Regions from separate parts of the Homo sapiens genome. Here all the other regions are linked to region 2. A link is a loop called in an ENCODE intact Hi-C map of the cell type or tissue named here. Cell type or tissue: GM12878. All regions are shown on one strand.

Evidence for each region. Hi-C counts contacts between places; a loop is a spot of excess contacts. Peaks named below come from ENCODE experiments on the same cell type or tissue, not always from the same donor. Only the 100,000 strongest peaks of a DNase experiment are listed, where the experiment ranks them.
Region 1: a loop joins it to region 2, with 8 times the contacts of the local background. A loop is called at or near these places in 93 of 110 quality-filtered maps.
Region 3: it touches region 2 in a loop (4-fold over the local background); 4 of 110 quality-filtered maps call a loop at or near these places.

What each region holds. Positions count from the first base shown.
Region 1 is chr11:22,330,311-22,338,310 of GRCh38, reverse strand. SLC17A6-DT (SLC17A6 divergent transcript) reads left to right here and starts at 89. Exons shown (of 4, transcript NR_186351.1): 1 at 89-316. In GM12878, a CTCF peak has its summit at 4,061 (motif pointing left); no DNase peak of the experiment used is centred here.
Region 2 is chr11:22,783,028-22,791,027 of GRCh38, reverse strand. All of the region lies in intron 7 of GAS2 (growth arrest specific 2), which reads right to left. Among named protein-coding and RNA genes, the nearest start is that of LINC02718, 42 kb to the left of the region's middle. RefSeq lists a silencer at 3,131-3,425. In GM12878, a CTCF peak has its summit at 3,281 (motif pointing right); a DNase peak (open chromatin) is centred at 4,307; H3K27ac peaks cover 1,320 bases.
Region 3 is chr11:22,727,256-22,735,255 of GRCh38, reverse strand. All of the region lies in intron 4 of GAS2 (growth arrest specific 2), which reads right to left. Among named protein-coding and RNA genes, the nearest start is that of GAS2, 65 kb to the right of the region's middle. In GM12878, a CTCF peak has its summit at 4,737 (motif pointing right); a DNase peak (open chromatin) is centred at 4,735.

The DNA.
Region 1 (8,000 bases), 450 kb after region 2:
AGGAGAGTTGGTAGACACAATCAGAAAGTCTCATTGGAAGGGGAGGATCCGGTGGCAAAGAGCGCAAGCAGTGCCACGGTATTTGGGTAGATGCGGTTGAGTCCTTTTCCTGGAAGTCGGTCAGCTGAAAAACAATGTAAATTCCCGGTTTTGAAGACTTATTGCTCTCAAATCTGATGGCTTTTAAACGGAGGGGCCGGAATATCACAGAAGCCTTGGGAACAGCAAAGTCAAAAGAATGGTACTTTTAAAAATGGTGTCTTTGCTGTAAGGAGCAGAGCATATTCAAAACTCATGGGAGCATCTCAGGTCTCAGGTGAGCAATGCTGCTATTAGTTTTTCCTCTCTGCCCATGATCTCCTCCCATCACGCCAGCGTAAGTCTGCTCTGCGGTAGAGTCAAATTAAGATGGAGAAGGCTTGCTGCTCTTTGAGGACGTGAGTAAATAAAAGATACACAGTTCTGATTTGGGCAGCCTCGGGGAAGATTTTTTTTTTCAGCGGCTGACAGCGCCCGTCTGGGCGGGTCTCGGTACAATGTTTCAGCACCACGGACAGAGTAAGTTTCAGGAATAGGGGACTCTTCTTTTGGCTAGCTAGGTTGCCAACTTTCTAGGGGAGCTGGGCGGATCGCCCTGACCAAGGACCATACGGGGGCTCTTCAGGAACGGATGCTATGGAAACCATTGGGAAGATGTCATCATCTCCAGAGTTTGCAGGGAGAATGGTGCATTTAGCTCTGCTAGGGAAGACAACTTTATTAAAAATTCACAAGTTACTTCTAGTTTGCTACGTTTTGTCCAGCACGCTGATGCCAGTATTGCAGGGAAGAAAGATTTCAACATATTTAACTTATGCTTGTGGTGTTCCAAGACACCTAGGCTCCCTTGAATATAAAATATGTGCACACAAAATACATAATTACATTGTTCATGTGTTTGTTTTAACTCCTGACAGGAAAAAGATGAAAGAAAGAAAGGGAGAGAATGAAGAATAGAGGAAAGGAGAGATAAAGAAAAAGAGGTGGGAGGTATGGAGAGAAGAAAAAAGAATAGCTATAAACTCAGTGAAGTTGATTAAATAAAATACAGTTAATTTAATATAAATTCCTTGGAATTTTAAGCATCTTTATTTAACTAATTTACAATACACTACTGAAATACCAATATACTGATGAAATATGTGGCTATACCTTGTGCTTGCCAACAAATTGTAATTGATAATTTAAAGATTTATTTTTAAAAAGATTTATTTTAATTTACATATATTCCATTCAAATCTTATTTTATTTTTCTTTGTATGTCCTTCTCCTAAAGCATAAATTTTGAAAGACATTCATGTAAGAGTTTTGGCTTTATATATACAGGTACAGCATCAATGAATTTATCTCATTAAGCAAGCAAGAAAACTGCTAGATTAATGTAAATTATTAATCTCTTTCACATGAATCACAAACTTCTTAAGTACAATTCAGGCCAATGCTTACAGAACAGACTGGCCTTGAACCACATTTTCAAGGTCAAAACCTTGGATGTCACATAAGCCAACAGAGGGAGTCAATTTTACTTAGGATCCTGAGACAAAATCTCAAAAATATGGATCTAAATTGAGAATCAAATAAGAATATTACCTGAATAGTTCAAATGATATAATGGCTATGTATTCACTGAATGGATAGCTGGAAAAAAATGTCAAAGTAGCTAAAACCATCTGCCATTATTAAGTTTGATAGTTGTCAAATTATTTCCATTGTGAAATATAATAAAGAAAAGGATAATGAAGACATTTTTATCTTTTTTGATAAATTTGTGTTAAAATATGTATCTTCAATAAAACAGTGAATTTAATTTTTCTCTAAAACCATGGGATGCCTCAGAATACTATCTATTTCTCAAGATCAAGTATAAGGAGACAAAAAAAAAACCCTCATTAAACTATTTCCTTGCAAAAAAAAAAAGAAAAGAAAAAGATTAAAAGATTCAAGCTATTCAGGACTTGACTTATCTAGGTGTTTTCAAAATATCTGTATTTTTCAAATCTTTAATAACTAAGTTCATTAAATTATATTTATTTAGAGATATTAATGATTTTGGAATTCTGGGAAGTTATACAAAAAAATAGAATTTACAACAAATATTTGTGAAGCTGGGGTGATGATATGTAAATGATTTTCCTAAGCACTCCAGCTTAAGTTGCACCACAAATGACTAGAGATCTATCTAAACCATCAGTAAACATGATAGCTAAGTCTCCAATACACAAATATGAGGGGACACTAAGCAATATAAATCCAACACAAAAGCATTGTTTTTAAACAGTTATATTCACCTTTATTGAAATGAATGTCATCCTCCTCTCTCTTCCACTCTCTTGATAATAGGGTGAGCAACTGAATCAGAATAACTGGTAATATTGATTTACTCATTCTAAAAATATTCATTGAGTGTCAAGAATAATACTAGATCTGGGAATTCTCCCTGAAATATCTCACAAGCTACTTGGGAGATAGACACAAAAATACAATTTCAAACAATTATGGGTGAAATTACACAAGTTAAATAACCCAGCCCGGGAGTGAAAATGTCCAGAATATATTTCAAGAGACAATGTTTTCTTGTCTGTCTTAATAGTTAAAAGAAATGTAGTTCTATAAAGATGATGGCAGCCCAGTGGAGTTTGGCAGGGTGGAGTGGTGGTATTTGGATAGCACCCTAGCCAGAAGGGGTGTATTTAATGGTATTTTCATAAACAATGAAAAATGTTATGTGTGGAAAATTACAAGAAACGTTACTAGACCACCTGCGACTGAAGAATGTCATTTAGGCTGGCTTTAAACCCATAGCTGCTCCCAGTGTAAGAAACATATATTCAGACACCATTTGCTAACCCAACAGATTTTCTTCATGAGTGGACACAAATTGCAAACGCTGAACGTGTACTTTTGCAGCCCTAAATTCATCAGATTTATCTTTATGCAAAGAAACACTAGTAGTTATATGTAAGATATTAATTTAAGCATATCAGAAAAGGCTTCCTTTCTCTTGACACCCTCCTTTATCCCCAATAACTTACATCCAATTATAACAAGTCCTGAATTGCATTATTAGACCACTTTTCTTCTAGGGGAAGAATTGTCCCTCTTGTCAAGAACTGTTAACAATAAAAGGAGAAGTTTTCACTGAATATAACTAATATAATATGTGTGCAATATTACAATTTATGAGTAGCTTTTATTTACATGATAAACGTATTTATTCCTTATAATTATTCCTTAAACTAAAATAGTTGTATTCCCATGTTATTGAGGAGGAAAGTGAGATTTAGTAATTACCTGAAGTCATGTAACTGGTGATGAGAAAACAGCTCAGGTTAGAGGAGTTTCTCACAGTTTAAGGTCTTGTTAAAATACAGATTCTGATTCAATAGGTCTAGAGTGGTGCCCAAGATTCAACCACTGTAACACGTTTCTACAACTGCTTGCCTAAGGATCACATTTTGAACATCAACATCTCGGAGTATGAAATGTGAAATCAGTTTACCTGAGTTTGGGTCCTGGTTCCACTGATTATCATCTCTGCAATTTTGTATCAATCATCGAACACTAATAAGCCAGTTTGCTTACTGGCACAAATGAAGGCTTGTATCGTGTGGTTTCTATTATCCTTTCTGCTTGTAAAATTTTATGCCTTTTCATGACTTTAGATGAAAAGTCTTTAGATGTAAAAAGATGTAAAACTTATTTTCTTTTGTTTCTCCCATCCTAAGTTTTTTTTATTATATTTGAGTTAAATGATTAATAATAAACTGAAAAAATACTAATATGTAGAAATGTGCTTTCTGAAAGTTCTTTTTACATATTTAAAGAAGAGTTACCTTATTTGTTGTTTCACTATATGTATACACTGAGTTTTATAAGCAATTGTTTAAATAATTGTATCCATACTATTTTTCAAGATGTACATAAGGTATTAGCCAACAGCAATGTAATAGGTTTCTATTTGTTTATATCCCTGTGGGAGGAAATACTTTTGAGTAATCATTTAAATGTCTTGCAAATGTTGCCCTCTGGTGGAAGGATATGTTAATATTTTAGAGACAATTGTGGTCCTTAATTATGCAATTACACCTACTGTTTTCTCTCTCTTTCTTCTTTCTTTCTCTTTCTTTCTTTCTTTCTTTCTTTCTTTCTTTCTTTCTTTCTCTCTTTCTTTCTTCTTTCTTCTTTTGGATATTTGTTAAATTAAATCTACATCTGAAACTATAAAGTCTTTTTTGTGGGCAACACATTTGCAGTTGTCTTAGTACTAAATGTATTTAGAAATAAGTTGATTGAGAATCCCCCAGTTAACCAAAAAACTAGTACTAAAGGAAACTTCACTGTATTAAGATTTAGTAATGGTGTGGTAATCACATAGGTAAAAATGATATACAATAGAATAAATTGTGATAATTTTATAAATATTTTGAAATAGTAACATAAATTTGATGTTTTGCTCCCTATTACCAAAAATACAAACATGTTTTAAAGGCATTCTATTTAAGATCATTCAAAAACTATTTCTGTGGTATTTTTAAGGCAAACTGATTTTTAAGAAATACCTCAAGTACATACCTCAAGGTGGTGGTGTGCATCTGTAGTCCCAGTTACTAGGAAGGCAGAAGTGGGAGGATTGCTGGAACCCAGAAGTTTGAAGTGCATCTGGGAAATATACCCAGACCCCACCTCAAAAAGAGAAAAACGAACCTTAAGGTGACTGTTTCTGAGGCTATTTTGAATGCAACATCTTCAGTTTATTATTTCAAAAAATATTCACTCAATAGGTATTTTTATCTACTGTTGGCTAGGCCCTTTTCTGGGATATAGTAAATAAATGGACTCAATACAGTTTTATAGCTTTTTATATTATATGTAGAGAGTGGACATTCCTAAAGACAAAACTGCTTTGAAAAGCTTTTTTACAGTATGGCTTTATTTGACTTTGAATTCCTAAGTAAATGTTCAGCCTAATAATTACACACTTCTTTCAGTTCGAAGCTATACAAATAAGCCCTAGAATTCATCTGTGACTTTTTTCTTACCAAGGGTTTTTAAGCAGACAATTTTTAGTTCAGCTTTATTTGATTTTACTTTGCAGTGTTAGCCTCAGAGACAATTTCTAAGAAATTATCATTATATAATTTCCTTAGAGCTGGAAAGAGAAGAAATAATTCAGTTTGTCTTAAAAACGACAATCTGTGCACATAGCCCAATACTTTACACTGCTATATTTAGTGGCCTGGTGTAAGACGTCTTTTGACTTCTCTGTGAACTGTCTGATTAAAAAACTGGAAGCAGGAAGTATTAAATAAGCCTATATTGTTACCTCAAACATATATTTTAATTACCAAAAACACATGTATGTAGTCATATATGCAATGTTTCCTTTTCTCTGTGCATCTACTCTGTATTTATAATTTACAATGAGAAAAGTGTATACATCTTATTCTACCCTTTTATTTCTGCATTAATGGGAGAAAATAGCCTTAATTCACTACAGGCCATTGTGCCTTGGGAAAATTAAGATTTTAAAGTGAATGGAGAACAAATGCTGCTCCTCTAATGCCAGAAAAATATTTCTAACTTTGAATTCCACACTATACACGTAGAGCAACATGATAAATTACAGAAAGACTTTGAAAGCATCAGTGTCTTCAACTCTAAAAAAAATTCTTAAAGTAAAAGTTTTAATTGTATACAGAAAGTTTGAGAAAAATCTAAGAATAGAAAAGAACTGCAAATCTGTAAAGGAAGTAAAATAAATATACACTTCAGTATGAAGGAGATCAAGGCAGAGACCACCAGGACGTACGGTGTTTTACAGATAAATAAATAAATTGAATGACATGACAAAACATACCTAATTGAAATGTCTATCTAGGTCCCATAGGGATCCTATTTTGCCTTTACCATCCTAGATTACTGATTCTCTTCCTTTGGCTGCCATACATTTTGTTGTCACAAATGGTAAAATACCATCTTCTTTGAAGGAAGGCTTCTAATATTATTGAAATTTCCCACTTGGCTATTAGCATCTAGGAAGTTTCTGTTTAATTTCACACTATTTTCTAAGTTACTTACTCTACTAGAGGCAGAGGGTGGGATGGTTTCTACTTCTATAACATTTAGGGTAAAATTTTCCAAAGCAAAAAATCTAAATACATAGTTTTGGAATAGAACAGAACATAAAAGATCCAGAATATTTCACCGCTGTAAGCACAAGCTAATTATAATTTTGAAGAGGTAAAAAAATATATACAATAGTAGTCACTATTAATATTTCCTAACTGCTGCCCGCTAGTGGTAAAAACGAAAAATATTTATTTGAGTTAAAAGGCAGACCTACAACATTGACTTAAATCATTTGAAAATCAGTGGGTAAACATGCTTCCCATGATATTAACATTGTATGTGGCCTTTTTTCCTAGTACAAAGAAGAAAAGGTTGCTGATAAATCACTGAAAAAGCGTGCCACCACTTATTCTTTTGTGCCTGCTTGTGGACTTATAATAATGGTAAAGACACCATTATACTGTGGTGAGAAGCATACTGGGCAGATCTTATTGCATAGCATGAAGAGTGTTTGTTCACTCATTGCAGCTCTTTTGATATTGAGTGCTAATTCATTCAATTCGTTCCTTATGGAGAAACAGAGTCAGAGGTCTGATCAAACGACACTAAGTCCTGCTAACTAGACTGACTTTTCAAATTTTTCAGCCAATGACATTTTTCTGTTAATATTTCAGCCAGTTTGAGTTAAGATATCTACTGCTTGCAAATGCGAACATCTTGATATATCATCCTTTAGATATTTGATAGATGGATAAATGAATGGAAGAAGGATGGATAAACAGAATCAAAGTTTAGAATACAAAGTTAAAACACTGGAAAGAGGAAAGAATCATGTAAGAGTAATTCTAAACCAAAGTATTAGAAAGAAAGAATAGGCCCAGACAAAAGAAAGCCTTGAATTTTAGGGTTAAATTAAATTTTTATTTAACATTTCTAAGTTATGACTATGTGCCCGGTCTTTGTTGAGTACCAGAGAAACAGAGATAAGTAAGTCACAGATCTTGCTCTCAGAGAACTCAGATTTTTAACTAAGAATGTAAAACTTTTCTTATGGTCAATTGAAAAGTTTTTTAAAAATGTATAAGCAAATAAATAATTTGCTCAAGGACAGTAACATTCTTAGAAGTTTAATCAGGCAACTATGTGATAAATTGGGTAGAGAGATGGAGGCAGGGGTTTTAGTTCAGAAGATGACCATTGCAATAGTCTGTGTGTTAGCTGATAAAATATTTTTTAAAATTACTATTCTTCCCCATATAATGATGAAGCTTTCAACTCATTCAGGGGTGGGGAAAATTACCCATATACACACAGATGGTACACAAGGGCTGGAATTAGAACACAGGTCTTTTGCTTAAATCAATATGAAAATCGTAACTCAAATAATATTGGGAAATTGCTTCTGTGGGTTCATTTGATTTATAATAAGGATATTTGCTTTATCCTTAGCCCACTCTCCTATTTCATCTCTGTTATAACACCAAACATTAGGAAAAAAATTAACACACTTATTTGTGAGTAGAAAAGAAAAAAATGTCAATGACAAATGGTATCAATCAGCAACTCTAACTCATCCTACATTTTAGCCCAAGGTAGAAGATGCCCATTATGTAAAAATATCCTCCTCAGGGCAGATGATGCTCTCATGGATCTGATATGATGGACTCCTCTTGAGTTGAAATTTGTAAGCAAATGGACATTTACATTTTTACCATTTGTATTATTCTTTTAGAGAAAGTCTTTAAGGTTGAAATGGATCTTAAAACAAAATCAGAACATCCAAAATGTGTCAAACAGTAGCCCTGCCATTTGAGTGGAGCTCGGGTTTCTTACAGTGCTTTCTAAGAGGCTACAATATCAAAAGAGGGGACAGAAAGAGGGGAGAATTATTT
Region 2 (8,000 bases):
TTGCTAGAATTTCTTCACCTTTGTGGTTTTGTTATCTATGCTCTCAGTGTTATTTTTATTTCTCCTCTGATGTCCATTTATATAGCTGTTTTATTTCCCAATTATCTTTGACACTCTGAAGCAAAAAACAGGTCTTCTCTGCATATGCTACATTTCAAATTTCTTATTACAATGCAATTTTAATAATCTATATTATCTATCTATATTTAATAATATATCTTTGTTAAGCTTATTCTAATAAAGGATGCTAAGAAAACATACTGAAAGCTGGGTGTGGTGGCTCACGCCTGTAATCCCAGCACTTTGGGAGGCCAAGATGGGCGGATCACTTGAGGGCAGGACTTCGAGACCAGCCTGGCCAACATGGTGAAACCCTGTCTCTACCAAAAATAACCTGGTGACTGAGCGAGACTCTGTCAAAAAAAAAAAAAAAAAAATAGAGAAGAAGAAAACATTGAGGATACTTTCAGCCGAGTCTTTGAGGGCAATAGGTTTTGTGAAAGTGTCCTCATTGGAGGAAATGATATGAGCATCAAAGAAAAGTAGGACATTGTTGGATGAAAAAGTATAAAAATGCTTTCCATCTGAGGGAAATCAGGTGCAGAGGGACAGAAATGTAAAGCAGCATGGCTCTGTACACAGCACTGAGTAGTTCACTATTTTTTTTATTATACTTTAAGTTTTAGGGTACATGTGCACAACGTGCAGGTTTGTTATACACAAATGCGAGAGGGATAGGAGAGGCCCGTCTGAACGCTATTGCAGTGGTCCAGGCTAAAGAGGGTTGACTGCACCAGGGGTGGTGTGGATGTTAGAATCCTTCTCTCAGTGTTCCAATTACCTCACTCTCATCCAATTTCCCACCAGATTTTTGCTCTCTTTTTTCCGGGATGCACTGCTGATTCACAGATGGAGATCATGCCATTGGCTGTAACATGTGTTAGGTAGGTAGAGTAGGTAGGGGTACACATAACCCATTTAACAGAGGAGAAAAGGGAGACAGAAGGAAAATGTGCTTACCAAATATGTTGTCTCTTTCTAATGACTTCCAGAACAGACCCGGAGAGCCATGTTTATGTATCATACCATGTTAGAAAAATAAACATACTTTCTCATAGCTAATGTGTTATAAGGAACCATTTACTTGTTTTATAACTCGGTCAGCATTCTGAAGTAAAATATATATCCGTATATCTCTCTATATAGAGAGATATATATTTCTTTTCTGCTAGTTTCAAAGACTACATTAAAAATACATATCATGGCCGGGCGCGGTGGCTCACGCCTCTAATCCCGGGACTTTGGGAGGCCAAGGCGGGCGGATCATGAGGTCAGGAGATCGCGACCATTCTGGTTAACGCGGTGAAACCCCGTCTCTACTAAAAAAAATACAAAAAAACTAGCCGGGTATGGTGGCGGGCGCCTGTAGTCCCAGCTACTCGGGAGGCTGAGGCAGGAGAATGGCGTGAACCCGGTAGGTGGAGCTTGCAGTGAGCCGAGATCACGCCACTGCACTTCAGCCTGGGCGACAGAGCAAGACTCTGCCTCAAAAAAAAAAAAAAAAAAAAAAGAATATATATATATATATATATATATATATATCTCATATGAGATACACACACATACACACACACACATATATATGTACATATATATGTGTATATGTGTATGTATGCCTATGTGTGTGTGTGTGTTTGTGTGTGTGTGTGTGTGTGTGTGTGTGTATATATATATATATATATATATGAAATCTAGGCATACTGCCCCAGGAAATTGAACTTTTTCTACTTCAGCCAATTAACTACTGACTAGCAATTGATTCCCAAAAGTATCTCCATCAAATTAGTGTCAATCCTGATAACAATGACATGGCATAGGATCTTGTACTTCTTCTCTATTACAGTAATGATCAAGATAATTATATATATAATTATATTTGAATTCTTTTCCCACTACATTGATCTACTTTGGGAAATTATAGGTAAATCATCAGTATTTCCCTAGTGATTGCCACAATTCCTGGCACATAGAGGGATTTAAAATATCTATTAAATGATAATTAATAATTACTGAGTAATTACCTAATTGGTAGACACTGTGATATGGACTTTAAATGCAATATCTCATTTAATTTTTATACTTATTTTGTGAAGGAAATACAATAATTATCTCCAGTTTATGGTTGAAGAAAATGGAATTTTAGATTTTAGTATTAATAGAGATAGTAAATTATTTAATCACAAAATTTAGTAAGTGGCAGAATTGAGATTCAAACTTATACTACTGACTATTATACGATGTTGTCTCTCTCAAATATATAAATGAGGGAATAAGTAATTAAATAGCTTGAATTTGCTGGCAATTCATGAAGCATCACATAAGCTCTGTCCCCAATTAGTACAAACCCTAGATTAATTAAAAATATAAAAATCACTTTTGATCTGTAATTACTATAGTGTGCTTTTTCTATCAGTGGTTCTCAACCCATGAGACATTTGACAATTTCTGCAGACCTTTTTGGTTCTCACAAGTAGGGGCAGGGATACAAGTGCTTACACTGGCATCTAATGGGTAAAGGCCAGCAACCCAGTGAAATCTCCTACAATACACAGGATAGCCCCAGGCCCCAAACAAGGAATCATCTCATTCAAAATATCAAGAGCCTGAGTTTGAAAAATCCTATTCTATATCATATGATTGTTCATATGAAGAAGTCAAATCATACTGAAACTTTTCCTGTCAAAGGAAGAAAAACATATTTTCTTCATATTCTAAATCTCAGTGATAATTTCTTGTTTCTCATGTCTCTTGGCCTCTCCTTTTGGTGTCACTTTTACTACCATGAGCTTAATTAACATGCAAGACTCACAATATAACATTTTACTATAACATAATAACAGTGCAAATAGAGCAGACGTAGTGCTACATTCCTTTTACTTGCAGAGCAGCATATCTTGCTTAAATACAAACTTAAGGAAACGCACACCATTTCATGTTGCAGAGGCACTCCGACACCTTTCAAAAAGATGAGCTACATGACAAGCAAGAAGCCAATAAACCATTCCACTTAAGCCAGCAGCTATTCAAAATTACATACTTTAAAAAGAAATGCGAACCAATAAACTAACACAAACATATCTCAACCATATTTAAGATCTCTTTCAAAAGAACTAACAAGATACCAAGCTGTTTTCCAACCCTGAATACCTGACATTGAAAGAAACTCCTAGCAAAATAGTAGTTATTGAATCTAAGCACTAGGTGGCAGCAGCACATTAAATGCGTGGGTTTGTCCCCGAATAAAAATGCAGTGCTGCATTGTTTAAATTCTATCAGAACTAAAGAAGCAAACGTGTTTTTCCCCCAACGCTTCTCACCAGTGACTCCAATGTATTTTACTGGGCTAAAAACTATTTAGCTGATCTTTTTTCTTTTTCTTTTTTCTTTTTTTTTCGGAATAAATCTACTTGTCACTCCAGCACATATGTTTCTCTGTGTGAAAGTAACAAATATTTAATGTGTATGTGTGTATGTATACACACATACACACAACAATTATGTATACATAACTATGTATATGTACATGCACTGCATATATCGCATATAATTGTATGTTATGCACATTAAATTGATAATAAATACTGAATAATAGGAACAACATTACTTTCTACTGAGCACTTTATCTCATTTAATGCTTCTAGTAACCTTATGAAGAAAAATATTTGCTTTCTCCCTTTGCAGTTTAATTGCCAAGGATCAGAGAGATTGAGCAACCTGTCCAGGGTCACACAGCATAAATAGCTACAGAGCCTGGATTTACGTCATACATTTCAGAAAACTCCAAGTCTGGGAGCTTTTTGAGAGCAGGAATCTTGTTTCATTAGTATCTATTCTCTCTCACCAAATATAGACAAATGCTCAAAAATGTATTATATCAGTTTTAAGAACAATTGTGTATTTTCATGGTGGTGAAGAAAAAGAATTCATGTGGGGAAATGAAAGTGATTATTGGGATGCATGTTAAGATGTGGATTATCAGGCCTCACTTCAGACAAATGAAATCAGAATTTCTTATGGAGGTAGTTTTCTAGAAGTTATCCATGTGATTCTAATATGCATTGTTCAGAATCTATAGGGTAGTGACTATGAGAATGAGATTTTAAGAAGTAGTAGAAGCCTTTCTCACTTCTTTCTGAAAAGTCCTCAAAAATAAAACTGAAAATACCTAACAGTGTGATATTTAGCACTGAAGGAGATACAAGTTTGCACTCACCAACACTGACAATGTCCTACCCATTTGCATCTACTTTTGTGGTCAATTTTGTAACTTCATTGTCAGAGACAGGTATCTATTTTTGTCTATTTCCACACAAGGCCAACATTCATAGAAGTAAACGGTAGATACAATTACAATCATTTCTGTACTACATTGCCGATTATCTTCTAGAAATTCAGCAAATTGTTCAAGACACGTCTTGAGATATGACTTATTACTAATACTATCCTATATTACTATTACTGAAAACCAGTCCTTGCATAGTGGACAGTGATAAGTTCTTTCTGCATGAATAAGTGGATAAACGCTTATCTATCCATACATAAGTAGATTAATGGACATAGGAGGACTTGTTAGGTAATGAGATATGCAGCTGATCTTATTGGTTAATCTTCAAAAACCCACTTCAAGACATTCTCAGTAATTTTTACCAGTATTTCTATCTGGCCAATTGTTTTCAAAAATAATAAAGATTGATGGTGACAGCTCGGATGAAGTTCATTTTCACAATTTTTTTTTATCCAACTCATGTAAATGTAAATCTATTTTCAAAAATAAAAGCCTGGTAAGCTTTGTGATTGTTTTAACAGAACTAAGGGACATAATTAAGAACATTTTAAGCTATTCTGAGGTGGATACCGCAGAAGCAGAATCTGTTTGTGGACAGATAGAACAATAAAAGGGTAGTTCTCTGCTTGGTTTGCTTTGGATTTTAACCAAAACTCCCCTTAGAAAACTAAGTCCTTTAGAAGGATTTATCCAAGAAGTATGCCTTGAATTTATTATATCCTTTCATGTTCAGAAACTGTTTCAGATAACTACATATTACTCACAGTCCATAGCATCATGAAGGTAATTTCTGAATGTGCCAATATGTTGACATCTTCCAGAATTATAATGCCAGTTCCCCGAAAAAAGTACAGCTATCTATGTTTACAGTTTTTGTCCTATACTCCCTTATAGACTTATAATCCTGAAGAGAGCGACAAGGAAGAGGACACTAGAAAACAATCTTTTCAACGAAAGTAGCATATATCTAGGACTTTGAATGGCAAGCAGCTTAGAGCAAAAAACCAAGTGCTGAAGATATAGTTTAAAAAAAAGGTAGAAACATGCTTAGCAAAGAGTCCCCCACAAAACTTGTAATCTGCATAAATTGTCAAGGCACAGCTGTGGAGGTGACAAGGGCATTTCCTGATTCCCAAGACATCAGCAAAGTCCTTTAATCAACACATACATTATTCTGTTCTGTATGTAATATTGTTCTTGAATATTAAGCAGCCAGTGATTCAGTACCATCTGGCACTTCCTGGTTAAGCACAGCTCTGATACAGTAAGAATGTGTCAAGAGTCCAGGAAAGCAGTTTCCAATGAGGACAATGCAACAGAGTGAATCAGACAGGCTAGGTAGGAGTGGGAGAAAAGACACACTCTTCCTTCACCCAGGATGAATGGAAAAAAGAGGAGGTGGTAGGGCATCAAATGCTTTGTGCCACTGACCTTCTTTTTCCATGCGGACTATAAAGATGCACTTTCTGAGTGCTATGGGGGGATTTTTGTTTTTGTTTTTTATCCCTCAGTAATGATGCAAAGTGTGGGAGAGTACATCGGGCTTAGATGACAAAACATCCACGACTCACACAGACCAAGCAAGCTGTTCTTGGCATTCAGAATCTCTACATTTGGAATATGTCTAGTGTGATGGAGGAACACTGGAATTTTTGCTATCCCTTTTCCTCTTTTTGTCCTCTAAGACTGAAGGTGTCCTTGCAATTTAACCACAGGATTGCCTGTGTCAGGTTTACTGGAACCTTCTGTAGCCATGCCAGAAGACGCAAAGTGGTCTTCAAATGAATCTAAACCATGACCTCAGATCTTATAGTTAAAAGCAACAATGAGTTGGGGAAACCAGGTAGAAAGAGAGACAGGAGAAATGTCTCAGAAATGAAAGTGAATGCCTCTACATAGGAATAGAAGAGGGAAGATACACAGAGGATTTAGGCTACTTATGAGAACATATTTGTAGGACTGGGTTTGATTCTGAGGCTCATATTGGAGGAACGACATAGTCATCTTGGAGCATATACAATAAATGTGCATAGGATGGTAAAAAACCTATGAAACCTTGCTTGTGGGGAAAGGCTGAGTGAGCAGCTACCATTTACATTGTGAGCAATGACTATTATATGCCAGGCTCTTAACGTATAATCACCTGGAAGGCAGTTATTTCTATATCCATTCTACAGATAATGAAATTTAGAGTCACAGAAGATTCATGCCTTGCCAACCAATACTATGTGTAGCAGACCTGGGGAGGTTGGTATATGGTAAGGAATATGAACTATCTGACCTAGAAAGTACCTTGAACTTTAGTTAACTTTACTAGTAACTTACTATCATCAATCCAAAGCTTTCCTTCTCATAGTTGAAGACACAGAACCCTTAAATGATATCATTACTTTCCCAAGATAGTTTATAACAGAAAATACAAACACAGAATCAGTTGAGTCTTGACTTCATTCAGCACTGCTTCCCATTTACAGATTCAACACTATTCCTATCAAACTACCAATCATTTTTCACACACATAGAAAAAGCTGAAATTCATATGAAACCAAAATGAGTCCAAATAGCCAAAGCAATCCTAAGCAAAAAGAACAATGCCAGAGGAACCATATTACCCAACTTCAAACTATACTACAAGGCTACAGTAACCAAAACAGCATGGTCCTGGTACAGAAACAGAACTATAGACCAATGGAACAGAACAGAGAACACAGAAATAAAGCCACACACGCACAATCAACTGATCTTTGACAAACTTGCCAAAAGTAAGCAATGGGGAAAAGACGCTAATTCAATAAACGCTGCTTGGATGGCTGGCTAAGCATACACAGAAGAACGAAACTGGACTCCTTCCTTACACATATACAAAAAAACACCCAAGGTGGATTAAAGACTTAAATATGTCTCAAACTGTAAAAATCCTACAAGAAAACCTAGGAAATATCCTTCTTGACATGGGGATTGGAGTAAAAACTCACAAATGGCAAAGGAAGAATTTCCCCTCCTCCCAAAGGGGTGCTAACTCAAAAAAAGTAAGTAAGTGGGATCCTTAAAGGGCCAGAGTGAGGCCCTATGCAGTTGTACAAACTACTTCAAAAGTCACTGGAAAACTTGGCCTGGGGAGTGGGGTAACAGGAACGAAAAGCATATGGCAAGTCATAAGGAGCCTTTGCAAAGAAATTATGGCTAAGTCCTCAAGAGCATTGCAATAAAAGCGAAAATTGATAAGTGGAACCAAATTAAACTAAAGAGCTTCTACGAAAGAAGAGAAACTATCAAGGAAGTAAACAGACATGCTACAGAATGGGAGAAAACATTCACAAGTTATGCCTCTGATAAAAGTGTGATATCCAGAATCTATAAAGAACTTAAAGAATTCAACAGGCAAAAAACAAATAGCCCCATTAAAAAGTGAACAAAAGACATGAATAGACACCTCTCAAAAGAAGACAAACAATGGCTAACAAACATGAAAAAATGCTCATCATCACTAATCATCAGAGAAATACAAATCAAAGCCACAATGAGATGCTATCTTGTACCAGTCAGAATGGCTTTGTTATGTCAAAAAGAAAAGGACGTTGGCAAGCCTGCAGAGAAAAGGGGACATTTACACACTGTTGGTGAGGTATGTAAATTAGTCCAGCCTCTGTAAAGA
Region 3 (8,000 bases), 56 kb after region 2:
ACTAATGGACCAAAAAAAAAAAAAAAAAAAAGAATGATTGGTGACCAGCAAGCAATGACTAAGATAAATCTGTAGAGTTGCATAACTTAATGCAATACTTAGAACAGAGAAAGGACTTAGTGACTACAATGCCTTGTAAGACAAGGAAGATGATAGTTATGTGGTTATGTGGTGGTGGTGATAGGGGTTGTGATGATGAACAAACTGAATAAAGGCTAAAGTTTTACCTAGCATCTTTAGAAAAGGCAAGAATTTAAATCATGCAAATGTTTAATTGCAAAAGCAAGCACTCTTACCTTATTGCTATAAAATGTAAATTCAAATGTCTGTATGTAGTATCTATATTATACTAAAAAGGTGACTTTGGTAGTGGCACTAGAGCAAGGTCTAAACTAAAGTTAATAGATGAAAAGAGTATAATGGTTGCGTAATTCAAGCCACAAAGATCTGGGTGTGAGTATGAGCACTAATACTTGCTGGTCATATTATTTTGGGAGGTTATTCTACAAAATCACATTTTTCTGCAGGAAAACAATAGTGCCCACCTCATAATATTTTTGTGATGATTAAACAAAATAATATTTACTGTTATGCTTAGCATAGTACTTGGCACATAGAAAATAACAGCCCAATGATAGTTTTATATTTTTTTCTTTTCATTATTATTTTATTTGGTTTAGTCGATTAATATTAATTCACTTTTTTCCCTGCAAGCACTTTTTGTGCATCATAATGTGTCAGTTACTAGACAGTGAGAGAAACTCTGGAATGAAGAGAAGATTACTGTTAGGAGATATAATTTAGATTGGTTCTATTATAATGAGTATATTTTAAATGTTTATCTTTTATATTATATCAGATATAGTTAATTCTAAATTTAATCAAACTTCAGGTTAAATGAGTCAATTTGGCCAACATGTAAAGATATAAAGTAGATATCCTTCAGCAATTACAAGTTGATGCTAAGTACAAAGTTCAAGTAACAATTGCATTAGGACATATGTCAGTTTTTGAAACACCAAATACCTTGCCTTTAATTTTCTTTTGTGATTAAAATAATTTAGTAGAGTTCACTTTTAATAATTATTTATGTAATCATGTATTGTCTATTTTAGAAGATAAAATAACTGAATGTATACCTTTGTCAAGATAATTAGACAGGCAACTATCATTGTACTGTGTTTGTACTAAAGCCCTAGCATGCAGTCATATGTACTACTCATTTTAAGCACATGTCATCATTTATCTTTTTCAAAAGAACATCTAGTTACATTAAAACTTACAGTAGGAGACATTTTCCCCACTTGATCATTGTAACATTAACAAGGTCTTTTGCTTTGAGTTGGGGTAGAAGAGAGGATTGCTGTAGCTTTCTTCTGAACAAATTCTCTTCAAAACAAATAAAGAGCTCTCTAGTCAATGGTGATTATTACACAAATGGTTTTATCATTGGCGGCTTCTTTTTAAATAATCAAAAGCATTTCAAGAAAAGCATAATGTAAAACACCTCTGGGAAAAGTAACACAGGTTTCCATTCAAAAATATGTGGCAAGAGACTCACTCTCATAACCTAGATTCTATTAAAAAAAATCTCATGGGCATCAAATGTCAAATGGAATGCTGTTAGCTCCAGGAATAGAAAATGAGGCTTTCCACTAAAGCAAGAGGGTAGAATTTCAATGTCACAGAATCTGCAAGGATAAAATGCATTAGACCATGAATGTATAGTTTAGTTAAATATATTAAGTTTTAACAGATGGGCAAAGAAATGAAAGCATGAAAAATTATGTTGTCCATTTGGTTTCTATATAACTAGAGGTTACAACATTAATGGTAATGTCGAAGAAAATAGCTTTTTAGCCTTTTATTTAGTAAGGGAACTTGAAAAAATATACTTTAGGATAAATGTTGTTCACTTATAAAAATATTATAAATTAATGGCTGCCTACTTTCCCAGAGTAGAGAATTGGTTCTAATATGCCAAGGAGAGTGGTATAGTAGAAGAAATAGTAAACTAGAAGTCAGAAGAATTGGATTCTACTTAAGGCTAATTTCTTCAACTCTAAAACAAGTGCCATGTCTTCTACTTGCACTCCTTTATGAGGTAACCATATGGTTAAGAACACATGGTACCCGGTAAACAATAAATGTTACTCTCTTGCACCAAAATGTGACCCAGAGACCAGCAGTATAGGCATGGCATGGGAGTTTATTAAAAATGCAAATTTGGGGACCTATCCAGCTCTAATAATCAGAAACTACATTTAAAAAAATTTTCCAGGTGATGTGTATATACACTAAAGTTTGATAAGTACTGTATTAATCAATGTTATAATAATAAATAGTAGTTATAATTCCTACATATGTTTTGCTGAAAATATTTAAGTGTGCTTTGATATATGTAACATGCTCCACAAATGTGAAGGATAGCAATGGTGGTGGTGATGATGATGATGATGATGATGATGATGATGATGATGATGATAAATGGAGGGGAAATAATGCGAATGTTGGATTAGCCCTTAATAAATATTATAGGCATTTCTCTCCTGCCGGAATCTATAAGATACATAAAAACTTTCATGCTTCCCAAGAAAGTGAAGACAGTCACAGACTACTCTCTGTGTCATGTCACTCTGAGTAAGACCCACACAAAAATCTGTGAGGTTAAATGTAGGTGATAAATAGGGATAGCAATTTAGGGGCTATAAAACTGATCTGAGGCTGCTGAGAAGAAGGAAAAAGCAAACAAAGAAGAATCTCACAAGCTCAATAATGATGTGTGTGAGTATCCACATTTCTCAGAATCACCAGTAAGAATGATTTAAAATAGAATATGGCATCCATATAAATCATTTGAACAAGGAGTGTCCATTCATAATCTCATCAGTAATGGAAGCCCTACAGAATTGAATGAATTTCATTGCCTTTGCCCCAGAGTTGAGAAATATCCTGGAAAAAAGAGCGCTCTTTTTTCCTCTAGCACCCAGCACCCAGGTTAAAATAATGGATTAAGCCACTATCACTCAGAATAGCAATCAGAGGTGAGTCTTTTCTAAGTTGGTATATATTTTTTCCTTTTGCTTGAAATAATTCTAATAACATCTAAAATGAACGCAGACAAAGTACATCTTTCTATAACAGATGGGGCATGATTTCTGAAGGTGAATGGAGCTGAATTCAAACTGTAGCTGGGCCATTTAAAAGTTGTGTAACATTGCGTAAGGGATTTAACTGCTCCCTCCTGCATCTTCCCTGACATAGGGGAGAGGGCCAGATTTGAAAAGGGTTTTCTGAGTTCCAGAGTAAAAGTGAATTGAAATACTAATGAAGTATGTACTTCATAAAACAAAAATGTGTTAAAAAATAAAAAGTCTAAAATAAAATGATCCTGGGAAAGAAATTAATATAAATAATCCAGGGCTGAATGAGTATCCTGAAATTATTATCATAAATTAATACTCATAAAAGTAATATAGCTTTTTTCCCACAAAAATACTCTTATAGTCTTCAATATAGACAAAAACAAGAATAAGGAATGATTTATCAAACACTTAAAGGCAGGCATAGATTCTTTTTCTGATGCAACACGTGACTTTAAGAAATGAAATGGAAAATGCTAATATTTAAAAATCCACACACAAACCTTTTTACTTCAGGTAGACAATGTTTGCCCCTGAAGCAAAATGCTCACCAATGTTCAACAAAACAAAAAAAAATTTGTAGAATTCCTCATCAGGATGATGCATCAAAAGAAGACAGTACCACACAGCAAACACAAACACAGAAAATAAATTTTTTTAAAAGTTATACTCAAACAAATCACACACATTTGCATGCTACACCGCAGATAGCAAACCCTTTTCTTGTTGAGTAGATTCTTTCTCAGAGAAATAGATGAAGCATAGTCACTGGCCTCCAAATCCTATAATTATCCAATAACATAATGATATTGACACAATTATAGCAAGCAAAAAAAGTGTGTATTTTTAAAATACTTCCCCATCCCTTTTTTCGCCATCTCCCAGCTCACCAGAATGTGTATAAATAAAACAAAATAAACAAATTTCTAGGAAAAAAAGTTAACTTGACAATTTCTAAATTGATAGGCCAATGCAAATTACAAATAATAAACTGTACAGCAAGACTAGCAGTAATTTAAGAAAATGGTTAGTTACTTAAAATATCTTAGTAAAAAATGACATAAAAGCATCAATTTCATGATTCATAATTGAAAACTCTTTTTAAGCTTGAAAACAAAGTATAGATTTCTGATCTTAATTTAAATTGTAAAACTTAGCCCCATAAAAACACTCAACATCATTTTAGAAAACGTGGTTAAATTATTTATTTAAATGAACATTTGAAAAATTACTAAATTTACTGTTAGGAAGATTATTGATTAATACAGTCCAATAACTTTTACATTTCGGTGAAACTGAAAATATAAATACTTTCACACCTAGAGCCTTCTATAGCTATATATATTTTTAACTCTACAACTAAAAGTTAATTTCTTATAAAATAATTATTGGGGTCTATTTTGTTTATAGACTGATCAACTACATACTTTTGAATTCAAGAAAATACTTAAGTTCATCTTTTTAACTTAAAGCACAATCCTAAATATTTTAAAGGAATCTAATGAAAATGTTATTGATCTTAATATATCAGAGTAATGAAAAGAAATGTTTCTCTTGTCACTTATACGTCAACATGGTTTGAACAGCAGGGGTCAGAGTGAGTATTATATGTAGACCTTTATGGTTACAACATGCTCTGCAGACCACACAAAAACCTTTGTTATGATACAACATAGAATTCTGTAATCACTTAAAGTATCAGTTTAACTTCAACAATGTGAAAAATCCTTTTAATATACTGATGTATAAAATTTTATGTCAATAAATATCTAGGCTAATTGGTCCAATTGCATCATAATATAAATCAATTGTTCATGTTTCAGATTACATGCCATAATTCTTCACTATCTTAAGTTTGTTAATAGATAATTGAAGAAAATGATATAATTTACAACCTAATTACTATCTATTTTTCCTTCAAATTCTGAATGTGAAATTTTATTGTTAAATATAGATACAAACGGGTGACCTCATGTTAATCATATATCATATTTTCCCATATCCTTAAATAGTTTCAAGAATATTGTCTTTGGATGGCATCTATGGATGACTACAATTTGTTTAAGCTGCTACCAAATATCATAGGTTCCAGCTATTTTTTTAATGTTTCAGTAGACATTCTGGTTCCTATCTCTACTAATTGCCTTTTAATACATTTTTGGAAGCAGAACAACTTAATCAAAGTGTATAAATACTTCTGAGGTCTTTGATATAAAATTGCCTTCCAAAGAAAGCATGCCAATTTCCAATTTTCTTCAGCAATGTATGGAAGATTCTGATACAATATATACTTACCAATACTAACTATATAATTTTCTTAATTTAGCTATTTTTTCATAGCTAAAATCTACCTTTAGTAATAAGGTAGATTTTATTCACATCTAGTAATAAGGTAGATGTGAATAAAATCTACCTTATTACTAAGGGGTCCAACATTTTAACATCTTAATTGGATTTTTATAAGTCTTTTGCAAATAGGTTCTTCATCTCCACTTTTCTATGGTTTTATTTCTGAAAGATTTCAGGATGTAGCGAACACATGATCTAAGAACTGACATTTTACAGAGGAAAAATTATCTCTAAAGAATGTCATAGAGTATAAATAATAGGTTAAACCCTGTATATGGCATAGGAAGTTATCTGCCAAGCATAAAAAAGACAAGAAGCATGACATAAACATATGGAATTAGTTGCTCTCCCTTCTCCCCAGTTCATCGCTTGCACACCTTCCCTCACCCACTGAGGTTTCTTGCCATTAGCTGTTGTGAAAAGAGAACAGTGAGTTGTGAATCAAGATCCTCTGACAAATAATTGTACAAAAAAGCACTGCAACAGAGGGTAGCATATCAGTTGCCACAAGGATAAGGATGCTTTATGCAGGCAAAGACCTTTGAACAGCTAAACACAGAAGCCTCTTCATACACACTCAGTACAGTGATCTACTTTATCATTCAAACACATTTTTCCCGTTCATCAGAGCATCTTTTCATTTTATTTGCTGTTCAAAACACTAGGACACAAAGGATGTGCTTCATCTTCTGTGCCACTGAAATGAAATCTTGAGGTTAAAAAAAAAAAGCCTTGCCCCAAATTTCCTTTCAAAAGTGAAGTGTGAAAAGACATCAAGCAGAGGACACAGTGTTATTGTTGCAAGAAAGTCAATTCTGCAAGTAGAGTCCAAAGCCATCAGCAGCGGCTCAATCTCTTCCTCACCCACAATGAATAATTAAAAAAAAAAAAAAGGAGAAACGGTTCCACTTGTGGAAATGGAACTTCTTATTGTCCTTCCTCCTGATTATCATGAACATTTATGAGCACAGCTGTTTCCTTTCTCTGACTAATCCTAAAGTCAATGCCATAATATTGACCCCCTTCTATTACATCCCTAGAGCCTATTACATATCACTTTGGGTTCTATTCTGAGCAGGAGAAATTGCAAATTTATCTTTTCATTAAGCAGCAACTGGAAAACCTAACTAATTAATTTAACTTGGTACTGAGAAGTTTACAAAAGATTTTTAAATTTTTATAGACTTAAAAATTTGTACAAAAATATTTTTACAATTATATATATAATATATATAACTTATGGGCTTTTTATAATGTCAGAATATATTTTTTCAAACAGGCTGAAGAAGTAGGCCATCTAAAAGTTCTTCCTGACATAATTTTATTTGTTATAGAGTATGCATTTATATACCAGGGTCATTATATAAGTTGCTTTAAACTTTGTAATTTTAGGGTAAAATGTAGTATTATTTGGATGGGGCTTTTAAAAGCCATCAAAGTAAATACACATTAGAACCTTCACCTATAGTGCTATTTCTAGCAGAGAGGATTTAATATTAGATGGACTCTTCTTGGTGTCCACAGGAAAATTTCATTAGTTCAAACAACAAAAGAAGTCATGGACAATGAGAAAATGAGACAAGACAATATTTACATTCATAGCTTTTATTAACCAATTTATCCTATAGTAATCACTGAGAAAATGCTTCTTTAATGAAAAATTGTACAATGAACAAACTAGCAAATTAACGATAGTTTCCCCATGTGATTGTTCTTTGGCAATTCAGAGGCACTGTAGAATTTTAAATCGTGATGTTAATCGTCCACACATGCAGAGTGTACTCCTTGTTACTAAGACTTGATTTTATGGCTATATATTTTTACACGATCTTAACATTTACCAGATCTTGTAAGCAATTTTATTTAATTGTTTGTGCAAATAATTCTTTTACACCCCCTTCCTATAATCCTCCACTCGCATGGTTTCCTACAAACCTGAAAGTTAAAATTGATCTGTAAATTAACCACAGGACTGAAAAACAGGTATTATCTATGTACGCACACATCTTCCACCAAATTTTTTTACTTTGATATGAGGAAATGGTAATAATAATCAAAAGCTGATTTATTTACTGAGCATTTCATGAGCACACTATTGTGTAAAGCAGACTACTGTGAGATCATTCTGTTTCCTTTTTTTTATTCAGGTCTAGCATATTCCCCCAGGCTAAATTTATGCTGTTCCCATCTTTGCTAAGAGAATTTTCAAAAATTTGATGGTATTTCTTTGCCATATCACGCCAACTCCTCTGAGAACAAATACAGATTTCCTTAAGCACATAAAATTAGTAAGATTTCAGCTGTTTCCATAAATTTCCTAGGTTACGCATGGGAATGGGGCCTAGGGGCAATAGGCATTTTGGCTGTTTGGAAGGTAATTTGTATACTTGTTCTCTCTGAAGGATGCTCACCTTACTTTGATATTAATATTTGTTATTATATGACCTATTAAATTGATTTTTAAGGCTTCAGGCAAAAAGAAAGCGAAGTTTTTTTCTCTAGATGTCT